Linked DNA regions of Homo sapiens: region 1 is linked to region 2. A link is a loop called in an ENCODE intact Hi-C map of the cell type or tissue named here. Cell type or tissue: B cell. All regions are shown on one strand. Links, peaks and the distances in the headings refer to the core of each region. The heading gives the core; the rest is flanking DNA.

Region 1 (9,462 bases), core at 1,914-5,913, 110 kb after region 2:
CCCTGGCTCTCTGTTGGGTCAGTTCTTTAACTTCCTGAGCCTCAGTTTCCTCACCTGTATGGTGGGGATGAGAATCACAGATTCCACCTCAGAGGATTATTGCCAAGTACCTGGCTCAGAGTGGGTGCCCTCCAACCATGGGAACTATTATTATTAATTTAAAAGTGGAAGGCCGGGCGTGGTGGCTCACGCCTGTAATCCCAGCACTTTGGGAGGCCGAGGTGGGCAGATCACGAGGTCAGGAGATCGAGACCATCCTGGCTAACATGGTGAAACCCCGTCTCTACTAAAAATACAAAAAATTAGCCGGGCGTGGTGGCGGGTGCCTGTAGTCCCAGCTACTTGGGAGGCTGAGGCAGGAGAATGGCGTGAATCTGGGAGGAAGAGCTTGCAGTGAGCCATCATGCCACTGTACTCCAGCCTGGATGACAGTGCAAGACTCTGTCTCAAAAAACAAAACAAAACAAAAAAAGTGGAAGAAGGCTCGCTGCAGTGATCTGTCCTCAGGTTTCATGCAGATAAGCCATGGGCCTGTTCCAGCACAGGGCTGGTCTCTACAGCAAATCCTACCAGCTCTGCTCCTGCACTATCTTCCAGACTGAAGCCTCTAAGGGGTCTCATCCCAACCCTACTTTCAAGGGACAGATCTGAGATGGAGGTCCAGCCAGTCTTCCCCTACCTACACTGGTCAGTCTGCCACCGGGCTCTGAGACAGAACCACCCCAGCTGCACTCTGCCTGCCAGGGCCAGGGCCAGGACTCAGCCAGAGACTCCAAACCTGACCCTCTTCATCGCCTCCCCAGTGCTGCTTCAAGGATTTGAAAACCAGAAGCAGGAAAGCTCCCCTAGAAAGAGGGCATGCTGGCTTGGCAGGATGCCCAGGCAGCACCACGCCAGCTGCAGGGAGCCCAGGTGTGTCTTTTTGGCAGATGCAAGCAGGGCCACTCTGCCTTTGAAGAAAGAGGATTGGCCACACGTTAGACACTGAAGGCAGGAAACAGAATCTGGCCTCAGTGAGGGCTGGAACCAAGGAGAAACCACTTACAAGATGGCTGAGGAAAGACATCAGTAGGGAGGCCACCGAGTGGAATCATAAGCGGTGGAGAGTCAAAAGGCAACCTGAGACGAAATGCAGCAAGTGCATGCGGGAGTCCACCCAGATGCAGGGAAGGTAGGGGGTGTCCAGGAGCTTCCATGGACAGATATCCAGGAGGTGCACGCTGGGAGGGTGGCTGCGGCAGAGATTTCCCAGCAGCCTCTGAGCAGCAATAAGCACAGTGAGGAGGAAGCAGAAGTCCCTCTCTTCAGAGGAAGCAGTTCTCCATCCCGTGAGCCAATCCACAACTGGCCGGACAGCTCCTTGCAGAAACCGTCCAAGAAAAGCAGTCTCCACTAGCAGATAGCAAAGGCAGAGAGACCTAAGAGGTTCCTTTGTTTGCTAACTGCACCCCTAAACTCCAGAGGAAATAAGAAAATTCAAATTGCTTCCTCTTGGTACCAGAGGAATCAGGTTTGACAAGTCTCTTTATGAGATGACAGCTGAGAAATGTTCTAGAGAGGTCCCTTCTTACCCTGGGTTAAAACAGTGAAGTCTTGGCTTTCCAGGAGCTGGAAAACACGCTCATGAGACCCAGACCAGATTCTCAGGCACAACTGATGTTTCCATCCCTGATCTAGAATAAGCCATTCCAGGCAAAGGAATTTTCCAGATAGGAAAAACTCCTCAAGTGCAACAACAAAAAAAAGTCATGAGAACTTTGTGTGTGTGTGTGTGTGTGTGAAGAAAAAGTCTCTGAATGTCCTCTTAAGTTCCTCAAATGGAAATCCCCTAAATGTGCTGGAGTTCTTGAAAAGAGCATATTGGAAGAAATCTGTTACTGATAATCCCACACAAACACGCTACCCACTACAGTGGCACACTGCCCCTACCATGGTACAGAGGGAAAGACTTGGACTTTGAAAACACAGGGTAGAACCCCATCTCTGCATCTGACGTATCTAACCCTCCAAACTTCTGCTTCCTCATCTCTAAAATGGGTGGTGAGGAGCAACAACAAGGTTTGCGGTTTTTTGTTTTGCTTTGTTTTAAGAGATAGGGTCTTGTTCTATTGCCTAGGCTGGAACACAGTGGCACAATCATAGCTCACTACAGCCTCAAATTTTTGGGCTCAAGCTATCCTCCCGCCTCAGCCTCCCACAAGTAGCTGGGACTACAGGCATGTGCCGTCATGCCCAGCTAATTTTTTAATTTTTTTGTAGAGACAGGGGTCTCACTATGTTGCCCAGGCTAGTCTTGAACTCCCAGCCTCGAGTGATCCTCCCGCCTCAGCCTCCCAAAGTGCTGGCATTACAGGTGTGCACCACCATGCCCAGCCTACAACACGGCTTTTTGAGAAGTAAATGAAATGTACAAAACCTGCATGTAGTGGGCATCTAATTGGTATGACAATGTGTTCCTTAAAATACTTTTGAAAGTAATTAGTAGTTGAAAATAAACCTTAGTATTTAAGCAACCTCTACTTGACTACATATCTAGTTGCATAATTTCTTAATTTTAAAAAGTATTCTTGTTTTAATTATAAAAGTAATAAATGTTCATTGTAAAAAAAAAAATCTAAATCCCCAAAATAATTTTAAAAGTTAAAAACCACCTATATTCCAACCACCTAGACACAGGCTTGAGATTTTGTTATGTGTCTTCTCAGAGATACATAACAGGCTGGGTGTAGTGGCTCATAGCTGTAATACTAACACTTGTGAACGCTGAGGCAGGAGGATCGCTTGGGCCCAGGAGTTCTAGGCCAGCCTGGGCAACATGGTGAAATCCCATCTCTACAAAAATACAAAAATTAGCCAGGCATGGTGGCACACGCCTGTAGTCCCAGCTACTGAGGAGGCTGAAGTGGGAGGACTGCTTGAGCCTGGGAGGATGAAGCTGCAGTAAGCCACGATTGCGCCACTGCACTCCAGCCTGGGCGACACAGCAAGACCTTGTCTCAAAATTTAAAAAAATCAAATTAATTTGTAAAAAGTAAAAAAAGAAATGCGCATAGGTACTCTGTCTTTACAATGATACAATTCTTCTATGCATGTCGCTTTGTAATTTTTTTCATGTATGTCTCATGAGCATTTTTTTTCATATTAGAGATCATACTCCCATACTGCCATTCTAAAGGCTGCACAGGATCCCATAGTATGGATATACCATCCTTTAATTACTGCCACATGATATTTTGATCATTTCTAATTTCTCACTACTGTGAACAATACTGAGATGAGTACTATGTACCTACCCAGTTCCTCATTTGGGCTTCTCAGAAGTGTCACTAATGACGTACAGGATCAGATGACTCTGTTGTAAGGATTGTCCTGTGCACCATAGGACGTTCAGCAGCATCCCTGGCCTCAACCCACTAGAGGACAGTAGCAGCTCCCCAGCTCTGACAATCAAAACTATCTTCGGATGTTGCCAAATGTCCTCCCTGGGGTGGATGGGGTGCAAAATCCCCCCTGGTTGAGAACCATGGCTTTAGGATAAACTCCTAGAAGTGCCAGATCAAGGTGATTACAGACTTTTTATTTTCTTATCCATTGCTAAATTGCCCCCAGAAGGTTGAGTGCCCCCGTCAGCACTGGGGAACAGCCATCCTCCTTCTCATGTTTGCTGGTAGGAAGGTGGGTAGGGTCCACCCAGTTTTGTTTTTAATTAAATTAATAGATTCTCTTTTTTGAGCAGTTTTAGGTTGACAGAAAAATTGAGTGGAAAGTATATAGAGCTTCCATATACATACACTCATACCTTAACCCCCAGTTTCCCATTATTAATGAAGCAGGATACTTCCCTGACCCCTTTGCAGGCAGGAACTGGAGTACATGGGTGCTGGCAGGGGCAAATTCCACTCACTCACTGTTCCACCCCTCAGAGGAGGGGGAACACAGGTGAATGGGTGCAGGAGGTGGGGGTGAACGCTTTTGGGTGCCAGCAAGAGCGAACTCTGTACTGACCCTGTGGCAGCATCTAGGGGAGGGTGTCCATGACCCCTGAAGCCCCGGAAGAAGTGTTACAGTGCCCTTTTAGCTTTGCCATCCATGGACAGATTAAGTGTTAACAGCTCAGTGGATGGTCCATGTGACAGACACCCTTTTGCATTCACATTTGTGGCACCTGAGTTCTTGTCTGGCATCCAGGAGGAATGAGGTCACACAAATGACTTGAAGATGGCCAATGTGGGGGATTTTATTGCCAGTGAAAGTGGCTTTCAGCAGGAAGGGGAGCTAAAAAGGGGAAGGAGTGGGAAGGTAATTTTCCCCTGGAGTCCAGTGGTCCCCGATTGGACTCATCTCTAAAGCTATGCCATCAAGCTGTCCCTCTGAAGTCAAGCTGCTTCTGACATCCAACTGTAGTCTCCAATGTCCAGCTGCTTCTCCCCTCTCTGTTGGCTGAGCCTGGGGTATTTATGGGCACAGGATGGGGGTCGGGGCAGGCAACATTTGAGCGGGAAAACAGGGATGTAAGGTCTCACTTTGGGCTACAGTATTAGGCTTTTCAGCTTGAGGGTAGGGACCTCGCTGGGGACCAACCCTCTTCTGCCCAGAATTTCCCTGCCTCCTGTCCCTATCATTAATATCTTGCATTGGTGTGGTACATATGTTGTGACTGATGAGCCACTGTCAATGCATTCTTATTAATTGAAGTCCATAGTTTACATTAGACTTCATTCTTTGTGTAATGTCATGTATCCACCATTAAAGCATTGCATAGAGTAGTTTTCTGTCCTAAAAATCCCTTGTGCTCTTCCTGTTCATCCCTCTCCCCACCTCCTGAAACCCTGGCAACCACTGATCTTTTTACTGCCCCCATAGTCATTTACTGCTGTTTACAGACATTTGCCAACTTTTACAGAATGTCATATAGTTGGAATCATACAGAACGTAGCCTTTTCAGATTGACTTCTTTCACTTAGTAATATGCACTTCAGGTTCCTCCATATCTTTTTGTGGCTGGATGGCATATTTCTGATTGCTGAATAATATTCTGTTGTATGGATGCATCATAGTGTGTTTATCCCTTCACCTGTATAAGGGTATCATGGTAGCTTCCAAGTTTTGGCAATTATGAATAAAGCTGCCATAAACATTTGTGTGCAGATTTTTGTGGATACATAAGTTTTTAGCTCATTTGAGTAAATACTAAGGAGTGCAACTGCTGGATCACATGATAAGAGGATGTTTAGTTTCATAAGAAACTGCCAAACTGTCTTCCAAAAGGGCTGTATCATTTTGCATTTCCACCCGCAGTGAATGAGATTTCTGTTACTCCATGTCTTCACCAGCATTTGGTGTTGCTGGTGTTTTGGATTTTAGACATTCTAATAGGTATTAAGTGTTATTTCATTTTTGTTTTAATTTGTAATTCCCTAACGACATATGATGTAGAGCATCCTTTCTTATGCTTACTTGCCATCTGTAGATCTCCTTTGGCGACATCTGTTTGTATCTTTCACCCATTTTTAACTGGGCTGTTTGTTCTCTTATTGTTGAATTTAAGAGTTCTCTGTATATTTGGTATATGAGTCTTTTTTTAGGTATGTGTTTTGCAAACACAAGCTGGTTGAGACCACCGACCTCCAACTGGGCCTGCACAAAGGCATGAGAGGTGACCTTTTGACATCAGAGGGCCAAACACTACTCCCTCAGATCATGTTAATGCCACCATTTTCTGAACTCTTATTCCGTGAAGGGCAATGAAGCTTGACCACGTATGCATGGATTGCCAATTACCTCATGTTCTCTTACCCACAATCGCCTTTCCCCATGCCTCAGGCCACCTTGCTCCTCTATCCCATAAAGATCCCTAAAATCCCATCTTTGGGAAGGCAGATTTGAGACCTGTTCTCCTACCTCCTAGCTTGGCTGCCTCATGAAAAAATTACTTCTCTTTAGGAAAATCCATCATCACAGTGATTGGCTTACTGTGTGTAGGCAAACTAATGTGGTTGGGTATCAATTGTATGGATATACCATATTTTGTGTATCCATTCACAAGCTTATGGACATTTGTTTCCAGTTTGGGGCCTTTAGGATTGATGCTATTTATATATAGTCCTTGGGCTGTGACCAGTGGTGTTAAAGTATTTTGCCATCTTAATCTTCAACCTGTAATACACAAGTATGTCTTATTATACTTCAAACTATGTGAACTGATACCAGAAATGCCAACATGGGTTATGTGACTCCAGACCTGAATTTCAAAGCATATTAATCAGAAGTTCCTGCCACATGCCCTGCAAACTCCAGGATGGCATACGTTTCTAACAAAGGTCATGGAAAGGCACATGCAATTCTGAGAACCCCAGTTCCTAAAAGTCACCAAGCCACAGACTAGCAAGACTGACATTTTCAAGCTTCCCACTCCCAAGCTGACATTTCTAAAAGAGACAATCTCAGCTCAAGTGCCAGGAGAAAAGCCACATGCGCAGCTTTTGGGATCTGTGCCTGCCACTGGTATTTGGGATTTGTTCAACTCAAAAGCCACTGCACTTTGCAGACTGCCTGTACCTTTCGAGTTCTAGGAAGCAGAAAAAAAGCGGCTGAAAACTAAAGTTATACCCTATGAAAGAAGTTGCAGGACCTGGATCCATTCAGATAGAGAAATTCTTCCTTTAGGTAAGCTGCACATATTCATCGGAGATTTCAGCCAAAGCAACACAGGATAAGGAACTTGAGACAAATGTCCCACACCCATTCTTCTGCAAAGTTAGCAGGCTTAAAGAAGGGGATTTCTGGCAGAAATGCAAGGCTATTTTTTGTTACCCCAACCCTTACCTCACAATACCCTATCCTGCCCACTACCCAAATCACCCCCACGTACACCCTTTATCATGAGAGTAGTGGATGTTGGTAATTCAAGTGGCAGTTGGATGCTGACTGCATTTTCCCATCCCACTCCATTGGGAAGGGCAGGAGTTCAGGTTGAGTCAAGTGGTTGACACCTATTGCTAATATCATCACACTTTAAGTCAGGTAACTTTCCCACCTTTTTCTTTTTTACTTCAACCTATAGTAAGAACATATTGTACAACTTCACACACACACACACACACATCTGTTCACACATATACAAAATGAAAGTCTTACGAGACAATATTTTTCTCCTTTCACATGCAATGTCTTCTGATATTTTCTATTTTGTTTTGTTCTGTTCTTTTTCTTTCTCTCTTCCTCCTTCTTTTCCTCCAGCTCCTTCTCATTTTGCTCCTCCTTTCTCCTCCTCCTTTTCCCCTGCTTCCAAGGTTGGTTATGACCCGGAAGACCCATTTTACAATAGGTCACAACATACCACTGGTAAACCATTGCCTGGTGCTTGTGCCTCCTTGAGTTGCTCAGCTGAGAGAGCCTGCTCTATGCCAGGACCTGTGCTAGGCACTGAGGAGGTGGTGGTGAATTTTGTAAGGAGTCCCTGTCCTCATAGAGGTTCCAGCCTGGCAGGACCCAGACACAGAAAGAGAAGTGCCGGGAGCTTGTGACATGGACACCTGATTTGGGGTGGGGGGGTGCGGCAAAGGGAGAAGGGAGGAGATGATCATTTTGCTGAGTCCTGCTGAGCAGGAAGCAGACCAAGTGCATGTACGTGACCAGATGGGTTGAAGGTCAGAGCAAGAGTTCCACTCAAAGGGGACAGCAGATGCAGTCTCTCCGGCAACAAAATCCAAGTCTCAGTGGGGAACAGGGAAGTGACCAGCTTTGAGTGCCAGGGTGGAAGGCAGGCAGGGGCTAGTGGCGGGGCCCTCATGGACGTTGTTAGAGACTTTGCATTTTATTCTAAGTGCAACAGGAAGGAAGCCATAGAAAGGTCTCACACAGATTTTAATCTGGATACAGGCTGGGCATTTTGTAGCCAAAGGTTTTTGTGGTTTTTTTAAAAATTATTATTATACTTTAAGTTTTAGGATACATGTGCACAACGTGCAGGTTTGTTACATATGTATACATGTGCCATGTTGGTGTGCTGCACCCATTAACTCATCATTTAGCATTAGGTATATCTCCTAATGCTATCCCTCCCCCCTCCCCCAACCCCCTTTTTTTTTTTTTTTTTTTTTTTTTTTTTTTTTACAGGGTCTCACTCCCATGGCCCAGGCTGGAATGCTGTTGGTGCAATCACAGCTCACTGCAGCCTCAACTTCCAGGCTCAGGTGATCCTCCTACCTCAGCCTCCTAAGTAGCTGGGACTACAAGTGCGTGCCACCACACCCAGCTCATTTTTTTGTATTTTTAGTAGACATGAGGTTTCACCATGTTGGCCAGGCTGGTCTCAAACTCCTGGGATCAAGCAATCCACCTGCCTCAGCCTCCCAAAATGCTGGGATTACAGGTGTGAGCCACTGTGCCTAGCCAGCCAAGGGTCTTTCTTTTTTAAAAGCAAGACTTGGAGATTTCAGTTTAGTCACTAAGTGCTTATCCTTACAGATGATGACAGTCAGTGTTGCTTACAGAAACCAGGCCCAAGATCATCTATTCCAGTACAGGGGTGCAAAAATAAAAGTTGTTTTAAAAAAAAAAAATAGGAGTAGTAGGAGTTGCAGTAAGAGCTAGATTTTTTTGTGAGCCTCCTATTAATATATATTGGTCATGCTCTAAGTGCCTTACTTTGATTAGCTCCTTTGATTCTTACAACAATACCATGAGCTAGATACTATTATCCCATTTTACAGATAAAGAAACCAAGGCACAGAGAGGTTAAGTCACTTGCCCAAGGTCACACAGCTGCAAAGTAGCAGAGCCGAGACTCACATCCAGGCTCTTAAAAGGCTAGACAATACTGATAAATAAATAAACGGCACAAAAATCAAGGGGAAATAAAAGGGGTGTTCCTTCTTGGCTCTTTACCTGAAGGCCACAAAAGGTGCCATAGAGAAAGACGGTACCAGAGCGCACCTAAAGGGCCAAGGACTTTTACAGGAGCTTCGAGCTCCTCAGAGGCTGATGGAGAGAACATGGAGAACAGACGGAGAGAACTGTATAAACAGTTGAGCCTTAGGAAGTTTCTTTGGTTCAGCCTTCTCTCTCCTGGCCTCCACTGTCCTTCCCTGTAAAGCACTGTGTGTCCCATCATGTGTCTTTGAGTTAGAGAGGAACCCAGTCTGGCCAGGGTAGAGGGTGGTAGCGTTGAACAAAGAAATGGAGCGGGATGTCTGAGGACACTGAACAACACAGAAATGAGGACACGGGAGGCCAATGCTTGGATCTGATCTGGCCTCTGCCACAGCCCTACTGTGTAACCTGGATCAGCCACTGAACTCTCCAGGCCTCAATAGCCACATCTGTAAAATGGGGGTGATCATGGTCACAATCCAGAGTCAAACCTCATGGCAAGCTTATAGTACATAATATACACTCTGTAAATGTTAATTATAATAGTATTAAATTGTACTGCATCCAGCAGCCCATCCTGTCCGGAAT
Region 2 (9,296 bases), core at 5,297-9,296:
GTGGCAAGCAGTAGAAGACAACACTTCTACATGGGGATGTGGTGCTAGGCTGAATGGAGATGACAGTAGGAGGCACTTGAGGAGTGTTCCCCTTTCCTCACCCAAGGCAGACATTGCTAATCAACCACAGCACTCTTCCACACTGTGCCTGGAGAATCCATTCTGGGGCTTAAAGGCAGACATTACCCATCAGTTGGAGCAGGCACATGATAGGACACATTTTTTTAGCATCTTTTCTGTTGGTCAGTGAGCTTGGGATCACTCACGAATATAAAGTGGCCTGCTCCGAATGTGAGGTTTTCAAATATGGGCCATAGAAAAATGTAAATTTGTAGGGGTCATGGACCTTCTGCTGTTGCTCATGAATAGTCCAAACCTCATGTCAAGTCCATGAATAATATCAGGGGTTTGCTAATTGTCGAGCTGGATGCTCTATGTCACATAAAGCTTTTTGAGGGCCAAGACTATTGGGTTTGTTCAACGCTCTATCTTCAGGGCCTAGTATATAGTAGATGCTCAATAAATATTTGTCGAATATAAAGCAATAGCCACTTCACCTTCACTGCAACTGGCACCGCCAGTTTAAAATTCCTGTTAAAAAAGCCTATTCTATCAGATTGCTAATTCTGGTGAAAAATTGTTACAACCAACTTTCTCCTTGGGTTAAAAAAAAATCACATTTCTTTAGTGCAAGGGACTTTCAGGTCGATTGGAATTGGTTTGGAATGAGTCCCTTGCAAAGATGACTCTAAGTGCAATAGCAACCTACTTATTTCTAGCAGAAATTCAAGAATGGTGGCATCCATACACATGACAATGGCTGTTATCACATGACTCCATGAGAGGTTAGTAAGGAGAACATTCATGCCCCCAAATGAGCTGTAGCAAGCAAAGCAGGAATCATAGATTTCTTCTGGAAAGATGTTAGAATTTTGCTGCCACAAAAAGAAATAATGAGACCATGTTTAAATAACTATAAATAATATTAATTAGAATTTATGGAATGCACAATTCATGGAATTCACCAGAACACAAGAAACCTTTGAGACAGTGTTGCAGTATTCACTTCTACAGACAAGGACGACCCATCCTATTTCCCCTGCAAAGACAGCTGTCCTTCCCTACGAAGGATTTTAAATAATTCTCACTATGCTGCTCGCAGCATCATCCCCAAAGAAATATTAATTTACAAAATAACCCAATATCCATATAATTCTTTTGACAAATAAAAATCTTAAATTAAAAAGCATGATTCTCTCCCTCTCCCCACCCCCTTTATTCCAATTTCAGGTAGCTTGGCACTGAGTAATTGAACATTAAAAAATCGAGTTTGTAGACTTCGTACAGCTGCGTTTGGTGCTCTGAGCTGATGTTCTGGAAGAATTCTGTGGTCATTTCATCAGTAGTTCTCGTAGACTTTGCATAGGTGGGGAACTTCAGGTAGCTGCCCACTCCTGCCAGCTGCAGGACGTAATTAGAATCCTCTTCCAGTGTCTCGTACTTGCCCACGAGGTCATAGTGGATGTGGCAGGGATGGCAGAGTGAGTAGACGGTTTGCCAGTGTTCGTTGAAAGGCTCCTCCCGCTGGGTGTGTGGGTCGATGAGATAGGCCACAAACTCCTCGAATTTGACATCGTCCCCTTTGCGCAGGGCCTCCTGGGTGGCGTTCTTCCGCTGGCGTTTGATGATCTTGGTGCCGTACCGCTTGTGGAAGGAGATGTTGTACTTCTGGGTGAACTTGTTGCGGTAGGCGGACACTAGCCTCTCGAAGGGCTCCCGGACAAACAGGAACTTCATGTAGCTTTTCAAGCGGTGGTTGATTTCTGGGATGCTGTACTGGTTCAGGGTCTTCAGGTTGGCGGAGACGTGTGCCTCGTTGGCCGGGATCTCCATGGGGTCGCTGTACTTCCCCCGCCCGGTCAGGACCATCATGAGCCGCTTCCAGTTGGTGCAGGCCACCTTGGGCACGTAGCAGTAGATGAGCTCGTGGTCCTCATCCACCACCAAGTGCTTCAGGTCGTTGGGGGTCAGCACCCTCCGCTTACGGCTTGTGGCGCTGTTGGCTCGGCACGTGTCTGTCACCTGGTCCCGCCGCATCTGGTGCAGGACAGCAGTGTTTGAGAGCTCCAGCTGCAGAGGAGACACAAGACGAATAAGAACTCAGTACTTGCCTGAAACATTTCCACTTGGCTACAAGTAGATCATAAATCCACCCGTTCAAACACATATCTAAGCTGGGTGCAGTGGCTCATGCCTTTAATCCCAGCACTCTGGGAAGCTGAGGCAGGAGGATCGCTTGAGGCCACAAGTTCAAGACCAGCCTTGGCAACATAGTGAGACCTCATCTCTAAAAAAACTAAAAAATTAGGAAGGCATGGTGGCGCACACCTGACATCCCAGCTACTTGGGAGGCTGAAGCAGGAGAATCACTTAAGCCCCAGAGTTCAAGGTTACCTTGAGGTATGACTGTGCCACTGTGCTCTAGCTTGGGTGACAGAGCAAGACCCTGTCTCTAAACACACACACACACACACACACACACACACCCCACATGGATCCAGACCTCATGATGTATAAAGTGCTCTGCTCAGCACTGCAAAGAGACATAACCTAAATCACTCATAGTCTAGGAGGTGCCAGGGCAGAGAGCTGTCAGCCTCAGTAGAGGGCAAAGGGAAATGCTTGGGAAGATGTGTGTGTTCCTCTGAATTCTAAGAGCAAAAGTTTCTCCCCAAAGGCCATTCACTCCCAGTCCAAACCAGTACTCACAGTCTACCCAGAACAGGAAACAGGAGGGCACTCTGCCTGCTCTGCCACCACCTGCGTCTCCAGCACCCAGAGGCTCAGAGACCTTCACGGAGTGGTGGCACCCTACTGTCGGATTCCTGCCTTACCTCCACCACCACTCATGAAAGTTCAGTATGGTCCTTCTTTTATATAAATGGAATAATATTAATTGTGATTAAAGTTACAGAGAAACTGGGGGCACAGGGCTATGGAATAGTTGCTCTGGAGCTACAGATGAGGTGGTGTCTTGGTTGCCTCCTTGCCCCAGGAACCAAGCCCCCATTCATACACTGGCCTTTTGGGGTTCTCCATAGCCCAATGCCAACCTACTTTTCCAGCCTGATTCCTACTCCTCACCCTTTCATAACCGGAGGGGGGGGTCCCGAGAAACCAATGATTCACTCTTTCCTCTTTGCCGCAAGCGTTCCTTAGGCTGGGCCCATCTGGGATTCTCCCCTCTCAATCTCTGCTGGTATAAACTTGACAATTCTTTTCTTTTCTTTTTTTTTCCAGAGTCTTACTCTGTTGCCCAGGCTGGAATGCAGTGGCGCGATCTCAGCTCACTGCAACCTCCGCCTCCAGAGTTCAAGCAATTCTCCTGCCTCAGCCCCCCGAGTAGCTGGGATTACAGGCACGCATCACCATGCCCTGCTGATTTTTGTATTTTTAGTAGAGACGGGGTTTCACTACGTTGGTCAGGCTGGTCTCAAACTCCTGACCTCAGGTGATTGGCCAGCCTCAGTCTCCCAAAGTGCTGAGACTGCAGGGGTGAGCCACTGTGCCTGGCCCCAAACTTGACAATTCTTCATGGCCCCACACACTCCCCTGCCACACAAGTGGAATAACCATTCCCTCCACTGAACACCCACAACACTGAGTGTGCTTCATAGCACAACCCTCCTGTCTAGTTCATTCTTGGTTTTCTCAACTCCTGTGGCCACTCACTTCACAGGGACTCGGAGCCCCAGAGTCACCGCCTCCTCCAGGCCAGACTGTGGGTGGCTTTGAGTCCTGAGAATGCAGCTGTATCCGTGAAATCCTCCAGTCACCTGGACAGCCAAGTCAGTAGAGCCTAGGACTTGAGTGCAACCCAAGTATCTGCCCCTGCTCCTCCAACTTTGAACCTCAATCTGCACAATTTTTACTAAAAGGTGCACAGGGCCATTGGGATGGGCCTAAAGTAGGGCCACTGATGAGTTTGCTGGGGAACTGAGGGGCATCATGGTAGCCACCAGGGAGAAGCCATTGCACCCTGCATTAAGCTCCATGTCCATCTCCTCTCATGGTCCCCAGGACAAAGGATGGTGATGGTCACCATGACAACAGCAGACAGTATGACTAAGGAGCTACTCTGTAGGAGGCACCTTCACAGGTGATTTAAATACATTATGTTTAATCTTCCCAGCAACACGCTGAACTATAACATGCCATCGCCACTAAAAATTTTTATACCCAAGGGAGGAAGCAAACCAAGACAGAGTACCAACACTTTGCAAGGTCTATGTGTGAAGAGTATGGTGATTCTCTCACTGCTTTAGCCTCACAAATAACTGGTGGAAATCTGGAAAGAGTTGCTAGTATCCCCCGATGTGCATTCCCCTTTGCAGTCTGACACTGACACTCCTCCCATCAAGAAGCAGAGACTCTATTTCTCCAGTTCTTTGAATGGGGGCTGGCTGTGACTTGCTCTGATGAGTAGAATGAGGTAGAAGCAACGATGAACACGTTCTGAAGCCTATTAGGAAGCCCTGCAGTTCCTAGCCTTCACGCTGTTGGAACGCTGCCCTGAGACAGTCATGCTATGGAAAGACCTGTCCAGCCTCCTGGAGGATGAAGACTGGGGCACTGCAGACCAGCACCAACTGCCAGCCATCCACGGACCACAGTGATGTGAATGATCCCAGGTGAGACCAGCAGACCTGCCCGATTACCTACCCACAGAGCTGTGGCAGGTGACATATCAGTGCTGTGTTAAGCCACTAAGTTTTGGGGTGATTTGTTGCCCAGCAATAAATAACTGCAACAGGAGAGCTGAAAAACAGGAGAGCTGAGGGTCCTAGCCGGGATACGATGCTGAGACCCTCAGCCAGATTCCAGAGAAGCAAGGGCACCATATATATATTTTCGGGTTCCACTTGGTAAAACCAGCTTGGCCTGGAGTTTCCCAGCTTGGAAATAACTGGCAAATTACCGACCTCTGGTTATTCACAGACCAAATGCCACCACTCAACAAATTTATCCCCACTATAAAGGGCAGAGCAATAATCTATATGTGCAAAGAGGCCTGGGCTACTGAACCACGGATCCAGTTTGCATGTTATTATGACCCAAATATGGGGCCTGGGCCTTTCTTGGCCTTTGTTTCCTTGCCTATGCAAAGGAGATCCTCACTCCGATGCCTTGTTAGGCTGGTGTGAGGACTATAAGGTGTGTACTCCGTGGCCTGAACACAGTAGATACGCAATCAGTATTATTTCTTCCTTTCCTCCCTCTCTAGGCTGCCCCTGCCTTGCCTGTAGAAAGAGGCAGTTAGATTAGCTGACTGCCGGGGTCTTGGCCACCTTTAATGTTGGGTAGAGCCCAGTTTCTTCCAGGGTAGCCAACTGGTGGCCATGTATTCTTTTCTGGGTCCCACAGAGAATCTTCCAGAATATTCTTCCTTAGTGCCTGGGTATTGTTTTGTCTTGCTGAGATTTTGCCACAAAGGCTCAATGCCCAGTGGTCATGGGTCCCCATCAATCCAAATCTCCAGTGATGCTATTTTTTAGTTCTCCAAGTATAAGTGACACTAGGCATATGCCAAGAAATATCAAAAGCAAGCTGCAGAATTTTCTAATTTTCCCTCCTGCACAGTATATATCAGGATGATGATGACACCTAACACTGACTGGGTGAGTGCTCGTTGTGAGCCAGGTAATGCTCTTCATGCTTCACACTGACTAACTTCTTTAATGCAATCAGTAATAACGGAGATTATTAGGATCTCCATTTTACAGCTGAGGATCCGTCAGACGCACCAACACATGAATGAGAACGTGGAAAACGATTTGTGGAGCACTCCTTGTTCACTACCTTGAGGAGATTCTCCCAACATTTGTAAAGCTGTGGTGGTCTCGGCATTGCCTTCTGTCAACGAGGAAACAGGCTGAGACAGGCAAAGTGACTGCCCAAGGTGCCTCCTTCTAAGAGAAGCAGAACTGTGACTTGAGCCAGAGTGTGTGACTCAGATCTATGCTTGTCACACCATTCTGGCATGAAGTGTCTGCCTTATCAAATAGAGGTACCACAGAGCAGGAACTTTGTCTTTCCATAGCGATATCCCCGGTGCTTGCAAAAGTGCCAGCCCCATAGGAGATGCTCCATAAGTGTTGGTTGAGTGAATGAATGAATGAATGGCTTAATAATCTCTGTAGGGATACTTGATCTGTAAGCAGGAAGACCCCTCTAGTTAAAGAAATTTCTAGGCCAGGCGTGGTGGCTCAGGCCTGTAATCCCAGCACTTTGGGAGGCAGCAGCGGGCTAATTACTTGAGGTCAGGAGTGTGAGACCACCCTGGCCAACATGGCGAAACCCCATTTGTACTAAAAATACAAAAAATTAGCTGGGCGTGGTGGCGGGTGCCTGTGATCCCAGCTACTCGGGAGGCTGAGGCAGGAGAATTGCTAGAACTCAGGAGGCGGAGGTTGCAATGAGCCGCGATCGCGGCACTGCACTCCAGCCTGGGCGACAGAGTGAGACTCTGTCTCAAAAATACATAAATAAATAAATAAATAAATAAATAAATAAGTAAATAAATTTCCCAATTGTTTGTTGATTATCATAAAGTTCTTTCATAGAGCTGTACTGTGACAAATAATGTCCCTCCCAAATTCATGTCCACCCAGAACCTCAGAATGTGATTTGATATGGAAATAGGGTTTTTGCAGGTGTAATTAGTTAAGATGAGATGATACTGGATTAGGGTGGGCCCTGACCCAATGGGTGGTGTCCTTATAAGAAGAGAAAGCAGAGACACAGAGACACGCAGGGAGAATGCCACGTGAGGACAGAGTCGGAGACTGCAATGATGTGTCTCCAGGCCAAAAAATGCCAAGGACTGCCGGCCACCACCAGCAGCTGGGAAGAGGCAAGGAAGGATCCATTCCTCTGGAGCCTTCAGAGAGAGCATGCCCTGCCAACAGCTTGATTTCAGACTTCTGGCTTCCAGGACTGTGAGAGAATACATTTCCTTAGTTTTAAGCCACTCAGTTTGTGGTAATTTGTTATGATGGCCTCAGGAACCTAAAAGAGGAGGTCAATCATTCAAGTGATAACTTTGAGCAAGTTGGTACTAAACTATAAGTTTAAAGAGAAGATAACATCATATAAGAGGCTATTTTATATAGAAGAATAAGGACAGTGTATTAGGGTACTTGTAAAGTACAGTGAAGATAAGATTTGAAATAAGAAGGTCTGGGCTTGATCCTGGGCAAGAGCCTTACCCTTCTGAGTCTCAGTTCCTCTATTTGCAAAATGGGGATAGTACCACCTACCCCGCAGGGGTGGTGACTACAGCAAATAAGGTACATTTCAGCATTCAGTAAATAAGATCAACTCTAGTACAGGATTTGGACAAGGTATGGCACAAAACAGGTAGTTAATACGTAGGCATTCTTTTATCAAAGAAGAAAAAAGAAATCTGAAAAAGAACGCCTGGATAGGAATCTCAAAGACAAATTTCACCAGCTCTGTAATTTTGTTGCAGGTCAGCCCTAGGTCACTGGATTCAATTAATAATTATTTTGAATAGGAAAACTCTGACCTTTGCAATTCATGACTTCTTAGCCGATGTATTCATCACCCTAAGAGAAGCATTCATGGGCCTCTTGGGCTATTGAACAATGCCATTAAACAAAACCAAACCTGTGTTTAAAGGAAATGAAAGGACTAGGAAGGAAACAGGGCCCATCAATTCTGCCATTTGAATCACTAAGGACAATTCTGAAGGCAATAAGTTACTAAGATGAGCAGAGAAATAAGGGGATCTCCCCCTCATCACCCTCCCAACCTCTTTTGAGCTGGAGACAATTTTCTGGCCACCTGAATCCCCAGGGAGGTAGCATGCCAGTTAATACTGCATTCAGGACCACAAAGGCAGGAAAAATGGAAATGACACCAGCATATCATTTTACATTCAGTTGCAGAGGCGGAAAATAACTCAGTGGGGCTTTTAAACCTGGTATTTGAGGTTTCTTTCCCCTCCATTTCCTTCTTCTCCACAGCAGTTTAAGGGGCAAATGGTGCACCTGCCACAACAAGGCACACACAGTTTCCCCTCAGGAAGACTCTGGGGTAGGGGTCAAGAGAATGCTTCTCAAATCCAAGAGAGAAATTCACCTGGGCCTCTACTATTAATGTTTTTAAAAATACATTTTAATTGGTTTTTATAATTTTTTAATTTTAAAATAATTTCAGGTGACAGTAAGCACCTTGTCTCAAAAAATAAAAATATTTTCAGACTAGTGTTGATTTAAATTATTAAAAATAAAATGGTACTAAAATGTGCACAAGCCAGGCACGGTGGCTCACATCTGTAATCCCAACATTTAGGGAGGCTGAGGCGAGTGGATCACCTGAGGTCAGGAGTTCGAGACCAGCCTGGCCAACATGGTGAAACCCTGTCTCTACTAAAAATGCAAAAATTAGCCGGGCATGGTGGCAGACACCTGTACTCCCAGCTACTGGGGAGGCTGAGGCAGGGGAAAATCACTTGAACCCGGGAGGCAGAGGTTGCAGTGAGCCAAGATTGCACCATTGCACTCCGGCCTGGGTGACAGAGCGAGACTCAGTCTCAACAAAAAAAAAAAAAAAAAAAAAAAAAAAAGTGCAGAAATATAAAACCAGGTACACAACTACAAGTTCAAAACAAACATAAACATTCAAATGCACAACATTAACATGAGGGGTGATGTTTTACTGGAACTAAAGCCCTGCCTGAAACCACGCAGATGCTTGCTCACTGCTGTGGGTCAGGGTGTTTGGAGTAGAGCTTCCCTTTCTGTGCTGCATGAGGACTCGGTTTCCTTACCACTTCCTCATTCCTAGTTACTGTGAAACTCGGCACGCTGGAATCTCATTTGACCTTTACTTGGTAAAAGCTCATCATGTATATATTTTCCTTTTCTGCTCATTTCCAATTAGCCCAAGACAATAAAAATGGAGCTACACGGAACCACCAAGAACATCAATGAACACAGGCACCACGACTTCATATGGCAGAACTAGGTTATCCGGGGCAGACCTGATGATCCAGAAATGGATAATCATTTTTCAAAAGATTATCACCAAAATAAAAACACTCAATCAATAAAGTTCTTCTATGGAACTCTAGACTCCTGGGGGTTCTATCTGTGGACTTCTTGAACCTTGGTTTATGAAACCTGGAGTAAGGACAGCCCTGGACAGGCCAGACGGAAGAGAGGAATTCTTTGCCACCATGTCAAAATGGGGCAGGAGAGATTTCTGATGAC

What was found. Peaks named below come from ENCODE experiments on the same cell type or tissue, not always from the same donor. Only the 100,000 strongest peaks of a DNase experiment are listed, where the experiment ranks them.
Region 1: it touches region 2 in a loop (5-fold over the local background); 1 of 110 quality-filtered maps calls a loop at or near these places.

What each region holds. Positions count from the first base shown.
Region 1 is chr12:104,635,955-104,645,416 of GRCh38, reverse strand. All of the region lies in intron 2 of CHST11 (carbohydrate sulfotransferase 11), which reads right to left. Among named protein-coding and RNA genes, the nearest start is that of MIR3922, 49 kb to the right of the region's middle. RefSeq lists enhancers at 1,204-1,253, 2,151-2,200. In B cell, for the core only: a CTCF peak has its summit at 3,443 (motif pointing right); DNase peaks (open chromatin) are centred at 1,916, 2,772 and 3,366; H3K4me3 peaks cover 522 bases; H3K27ac peaks cover 3,380 bases.
Region 2 is chr12:104,749,783-104,759,078 of GRCh38, reverse strand. It overlaps CHST11 (carbohydrate sulfotransferase 11), which reads right to left. Exons shown (of 3, transcript NM_018413.6): 3 at 1-2,130. The coding sequence ends at 1,276. Among named protein-coding and RNA genes, the nearest start is that of MIR3922, 160 kb to the right of the region's middle. RefSeq lists enhancers at 7,401-7,450, 7,440-8,017. In B cell, for the core only: no CTCF peak of the experiment used is centred there; DNase peaks (open chromatin) are centred at 7,278 and 8,828.